2 separate regions of the Homo sapiens genome follow, and region 2 is linked to region 1. Evidence: chromatin loops called from intact Hi-C (ENCODE). Cell type or tissue: PC-3. All regions are shown on one strand. Links, peaks and the distances in the headings refer to the core of each region. The heading gives the core; the rest is flanking DNA.

The links. A loop is a pair of places that touch in the nucleus more often than their neighbours do. Peaks named below come from ENCODE experiments on the same cell type or tissue, not always from the same donor. Only the 100,000 strongest peaks of a DNase experiment are listed, where the experiment ranks them.
Region 2: it touches region 1 in a loop (8-fold over the local background); 5 of 110 quality-filtered maps call a loop at or near these places.

What each region holds. Positions count from the first base shown.
Region 1 is chr1:85,883,524-85,886,445 of GRCh38, forward strand. All of the region lies in intron 32 of COL24A1 (collagen type XXIV alpha 1 chain), which reads right to left. It also overlaps the pseudogene RNA5SP51. Among named protein-coding and RNA genes, the nearest start is that of ZNHIT6, 180 kb to the left of the region's middle. In PC-3, for the core only: CTCF peaks have their summits at 1,279 (motif pointing left) and 1,485; a DNase peak (open chromatin) is centred at 1,308.
Region 2 is chr1:85,583,301-85,586,222 of GRCh38, forward strand. It overlaps CCN1 (cellular communication network factor 1), which reads left to right. Exons shown (of 5, transcript NM_001554.5): 5 at 1-650. Among named protein-coding and RNA genes, the nearest start is that of CCN1, 4.0 kb to the left of the region's middle. In PC-3, for the core only: no CTCF peak of the experiment used is centred there; a DNase peak (open chromatin) is centred at 1,211; H3K4me3 peaks cover 1,683 bases; H3K27ac peaks cover 1,730 bases.

The DNA of each region.
Region 1 (2,922 bases), core at 251-2,750:
CCTCTCATTTTAATTAAGCGTTTTATATGATTTCATTTTCTTTCCTGGTTTAGCATACAAACTATACTACTTTTAAAACTTTTTAAAGTGGCCACTCTAGAGTTTGCAATACATATTTACAATTAACCCAAGTCCATTTTCTTTCTTTTTTTAAAAACCCTACAGCACGTGGTATTCCTAGGCCATCTCCAATCCCTGTACTAACCAGTCCTGACCCTGTTTAGCATCCAAGATCAGATGAGATTGAGAACATTCAGGGTGCTATGGCCATTGATCAAGTCCATTTTCAAATAACACTATACCACTTCATGAGTAGTGCCAATACTTTATAACAATTCCTCCCTCTTGTTCCTTATAACATTTGACTTATCCATGAGATACAATACCGAATACACTGTTGCTATTATTATTTTGTACAAATTGTCTGTTAGATCAATTAAGAATTATAAAAATATTTTATTTTACCTTTATTTATTCCTTCGCCAACACTCCTTTCCTAGATGAGTTTCTTACCTATGCCACTTTTCTTCTCTCTGAAGAACTTCTTTTAACATTTCTTGCTGGTCTGCTAGTGACAAATTCTTTAAATTTTTGTTTGAGAAAGACTTTATTTCTCTTTCACTTTGAAATTCCCAGTTTCATAATTCCAAAATGTCTGCTATCCCTGAGTCTGTTTCTGCTTGTCTCTGTAGACTGTTTTTGCCTTTTACCTTGCCTTATAATTTTTTTTGAAAGCCAGACATGATGTAAATGTAAATGAAACCAAGGTGAATAGGCCTTTAATGTGATATTTGATATTATCTGGCTGGGGGTTAGGCTGTGTTTACTGGTTGTTGTAGCTATGGTGTCTCAGGCTAAAATGTCCTCTAATGTCATTGTTTTTTACTCCCCTGTTTTATTTAGCCTTTCTGAGGGACTCTTTAAATAGGGTTTGTGGCACAGTTCCTTTAGCTATAATCTGTTATTGCACAGGAACCCCACTGATTTGATTGTAAGGTATGAGTGTAGGAAGGGCATTCTATAGTTCTACAATTAGGTCTCAGTCTTTTAGTGAGTCTGAATTGGATATTACCCTTCTTCCACATCAAAGGCCAGAGGGGGCTGGAGTGGAATATTTCTCTTCCTCCAGCTGAAGGCTAGAGGGAGGTGAAATTAGGTTTTCCTTTCCCAAAGGTCAGTTAGTCTTTGGTAAAACACCAGTTTATTCTCTGATAAATAATTTCCCTGGAGGGCAAGAACTGTTAAGGAGATCAGAGAATTCTAGGTGTTTTTCAAAATGCTTACTATCCCTCTCCCTCTGCTGGAAGTCAGAGGGAATTTTTCTCTATCTTTAAAGTAAGAACCTGTTAGGGCTCTGGGAGGAAGTAAAACTCAGGAACATGTAGGGGCCTCCCAAAGACTGGGCCCTCTCTGAGTTTTTTAACACTCAAGCTGGTCTACACTGAGTCTCCAGTAATTTGCTAATTATAGTTTAAAGTGTCCCTACTGTCCCGGTGTGGGCTATGTAGTTGCCTGTCTGTCTCTCCATTTTGGGGGCAGTAGTTTGTCTTGTAACCTTAATTCTCTGACAGATCTAAGAAGAGTTGTTGATTTTCAGTATGTCCATCTTTTTTTCTTGTTTTGAGGATGGGAGTGATGACTTCCAAATTCCTTACATTTCATACCAGAAAACACATTTATTTATTTACTTATTTAGAGGCAGAGTCTTGTTCCGTCACCCAGGCTGGAGTGCAGTGGCGCGATCTCGGCTCACTGCAACCTCCGCCTCCCAGGTTCAAGTAATTCTCCTACCTCAGGTTCCTGAGCAGCTGGGATTACAGGCACCCACCACCATGGCTGGCTAATTTTTGTGTGTATATATATATATATATATATTTTTTTTTTAAGTAGAAACTAAATGTTGGCCAGGCTGATCTCAAACTCCTGACCTCAGGTGATCCACCTGCTTTGGCCTCCCAAAGTGCTGGGTTTACAGGTGTGAGCCACCGTGCCCAACTCAGAAAACACTTTACTATTGTCAACCTAAATGACAAAGAGAAAGAGGCTCTCTAAAATAAATAACGAATTTATTTTGGAATAGAGCATTGCAATGGGAATATGCATGCCATAGTAAGCTATGCACATATTCAGGGAGATAAAGGAAGGTAATGGTTTTTAAAGGAAAAATGAGGATTATATAATTGTTTTGAAATGATTATCCTTGGCTAAAAATATCAACAACAATGGTGACACCAGTCCAAGGCTGGACAGGCTGTTGCTGGGCAGATGTCTTTTCAGAAGTATTTTTTGTATATGGGTGCAAATGTCCTTTGGGCAAGGTTGTGATTTTTGCAATTTTTTGTGATAGTTTTTGTTATCAGGCATCTAAGAATGAGAACTCTGTCTTTATGGCCTTCAGCTCTATTTGTCAGGTTTTTCTTTTATTTTCTTAACATCAGTGACTCCATTTTGATTCTGACAACTTTCACATTATGATTTTTAAATCTTTTTTAGGGGGGAGACTGGATTCAGCTAGAAGCCAAATTGTGTTCCACACACAATAACTTTTTTTTTTTTTGAGATGGAATCTCACTCTATCACCCAGGTTGGAGTGCAGTTGTGCGATCTTGGCTTGCCTCCTGGGTTAAAGCAATTCTGCCTCAGCCTCTCGAGTAGCTGGGACTACAGGTGTGCACCACCACATCTGGCTAATCTTTTGTATTTTTAGTAGAGGTGGGGTTTCACTATATTGGTCAGACTGGTCTTGAACTCCTGACCTCAAGTGATCCATCTGCCTCGGCCTCCCAAAGTGCTGGGATTACAGGCGTGAGCCACCGTGCTTGGCCCCCATGCGATGATTTTTAAAGAATCAAAAATGGTTGGCTGGATGTGGTGGCTCACACCTGTAATCCCAGCACTTTGGGAGGCAGAGGCGGGTGGATC
Region 2 (2,922 bases), core at 192-2,691, 300 kb before region 1:
TGTGGAGTTGATGACTTTCTGTTTTCTGTTTGTAAATTATTTGCTAAGCATATTTTCTCTAGGCTTTTTTCCTTTTGGGGTTCTACAGTCGTAAAAGAGATAATAAGATTAGTTGGACAGTTTAAAGCTTTTATTCGTCCTTTGACAAAAGTAAATGGGAGGGCATTCCATCCCTTCCTGAAGGGGGACACTCCATGAGTGTCTGTGAGAGGCAGCTATCTGCACTCTAAACTGCAAACAGAAATCAGGTGTTTTAAGACTGAATGTTTTATTTATCAAAATGTAGCTTTTGGGGAGGGAGGGGAAATGTAATACTGGAATAATTTGTAAATGATTTTAATTTTATATTCAGTGAAAAGATTTTATTTATGGAATTAACCATTTAATAAAGAAATATTTACCTAATATCTGAGTGTATGCCATTCGGTATTTTTAGAGGTGCTCCAAAGTCATTAGGAACAACCTAGCTCACGTACTCAATTATTCAAACAGGACTTATTGGGATACAGCAGTGAATTAAGCTATTAAAATAAGATAATGATTGCTTTTATACCTTCAGTAGAGAAAAGTCTTTGCATATAAAGTAATGTTTAAAAAACATGTATTGAACACGACATTGTATGAAGCACAATAAAGATTCTGAAGCTAAATTTGTGATTTAAGAAAACAGCGCTTCATGTTCATCAGAATATAAAGCCTAAGGGTCTCCATCACTCTGTGAGATGGCTATAATAATTTATTATTTTAATCACCAGGTTAGTGGGCATGCCACTTTAGTAGAGTAGAGAAACCCTTTAATGAAAAGGGGTAGTCCATAACTCAGGCTGCCCACATCCAGACCCATGGGCAAGATTGAATATAATTAATGTATTCTAAAGACTTGCTTGTTTATAACTTTATATTTTCCCAATACCGTTCCTAAAAATTAGAACTACTTAGAAATTTACCCTTGGCTGTTATGAGGAAAAATCTGAGTCTATAGGAGTCAGTTTGTTTTCACTAAATGAGCTTGAAGCATGACTTGTGTTAATCCTAATAAGCCGGTGATTAGGTAAACATGCTGTTAAATGCAAAGGAATGCAAGGAATTTCAACTACTTTTCCAATAGCGTGAGGGCCAAGCTACCCCATCCCCCTTTCCTTTTTATAATATACGTTATATTGATGGGGGAGGGAGCAGTTATATAGAGTTGGCTATTCAGAAGGTCAAAGGTCCAGAGCATTCCTAAAAGAAAGGGACCCAAATCATAGGTCTAGGAGAGGTTGAGAAGGCTGTGTCAATGTTTGTGAAAATGTCAGTAGTCTGTTTCAGAAGCATCTTCATCTTTAGAAAGCGCTGACAATAAACCTTTTATAGGGAGAAGTTTTCCTTTCATCATCACTGTTGGCTCCTGTTCAAATCCATAGTGAAATATTTCAGTCCGCACTTAGTTAAGAGAGTACTTGAGTTTTTAGGCAGAAGAGAAAGTGCTTTTAAAAGGAATGGAGGAGGACAGCTCCTGGGATCCTGAAGGGATTTTTCCAAGTAGATTAAATAAGATCCATACTTTAATGAAGACCCACAGAAAAATACTGCCTAAGAAATGGTTTTAAAGCCTTATGGAAATGCATAGAGGTTAATATAAATGCACTAGTAAAATCTATGGCCAAAAGCCTTCACTTCTGATTTTGACTTGCCTGAAATATTACAGCTTGTGCCTTCTGAATAGTCAGGTTTCTTGCCTGAGACATTCAAATGTTAAGGTATTTGAGAATTTAAACATCAGCTGGCCCAGTCGTGGATGCAGTTAAACTTGTCAGTGCAATGTAACGTGTGAAACATAATAAAGGTGTGAGGCTTTTGTGGTGCAATCTTGTTGAACAGACATCTAAATCCATAGGCAAGATTTACACATTCCCAAGCATCAACCCTGAAGTATTGCTCTCCAACACTGGAGTCCAACAAATTGCTTCTTATGCAGAGATCAAGGAGCAATATTTTACAGATCCTTTCAGTGTGCAGGGAAGTAGTATTTGTCCAAATAAGCTCAAATGTGAAACAGAACCTAGTATGGGAAAACACTGAATCTTTGGGTTATTAATTTCATCCTAGTAAATATAATGAGGGTGATTGAAAGTGCCAATTCCATTTACAATAAGTGTGTTCAATTAATAAAGAAGATGAATACAAGCAAATTATGTCTTTTGTTTAGCTATAGAAAAACCTGAAGAAATTAAAAGTAGTGGAGAATAAAATTATGATATTTAGAACACGTAAGTTTTACCTACATCCAGAATGGAGCTCTGCCCACTTTAAATATTGAGAAAACAAACCAAAAATTATGCATCTGCATATATGAAATAGAAGTTACATATAGAAATATTCATTATAATATATATGTACCTTCCCATGCACAGTAAAGACCTTGGGTTGTTCTTGCTTTTCAATCCAAAAGATCCTGGTGGTCTTGAGCTATTTTTTGGTAGAGATTTTAGAACTGAGAGAGTGATCTCAGAATCTTAGGCATTCCACGAATTTTAAGAAATACTCTATGGGACATTGAGCAGCACAGCAAGTAGTCTCACTATGACTATTTTTTCATATGAACATATGTGTTGTCTGCTCCACAAAGAGATGCAACTGAGTCAAAATTAGCAAAGCATATTTTAGAGTTATGTTTTCCAACAGAGGGAACAGACTTGGTTTGTTCACAACCTCTTCTTGCAGCCTTCTGGCACTACTTGAAAGTCAGTTGAGCAATAGCAGTGGTTCAGTATGACCACAGTACAGAGCAAAGCTATGCTCTGGGCAGAATGGCAGGTGATACAGTGGAAAGAATCCCATGGAATCATGTCTTTTAGCACCAGCTCTGCCATGAATTCACTAGGTGACTCTGGGCAAGTTTCTGTTTCACTCCCTCATGTTAAAGTAGGAAAATAGCTT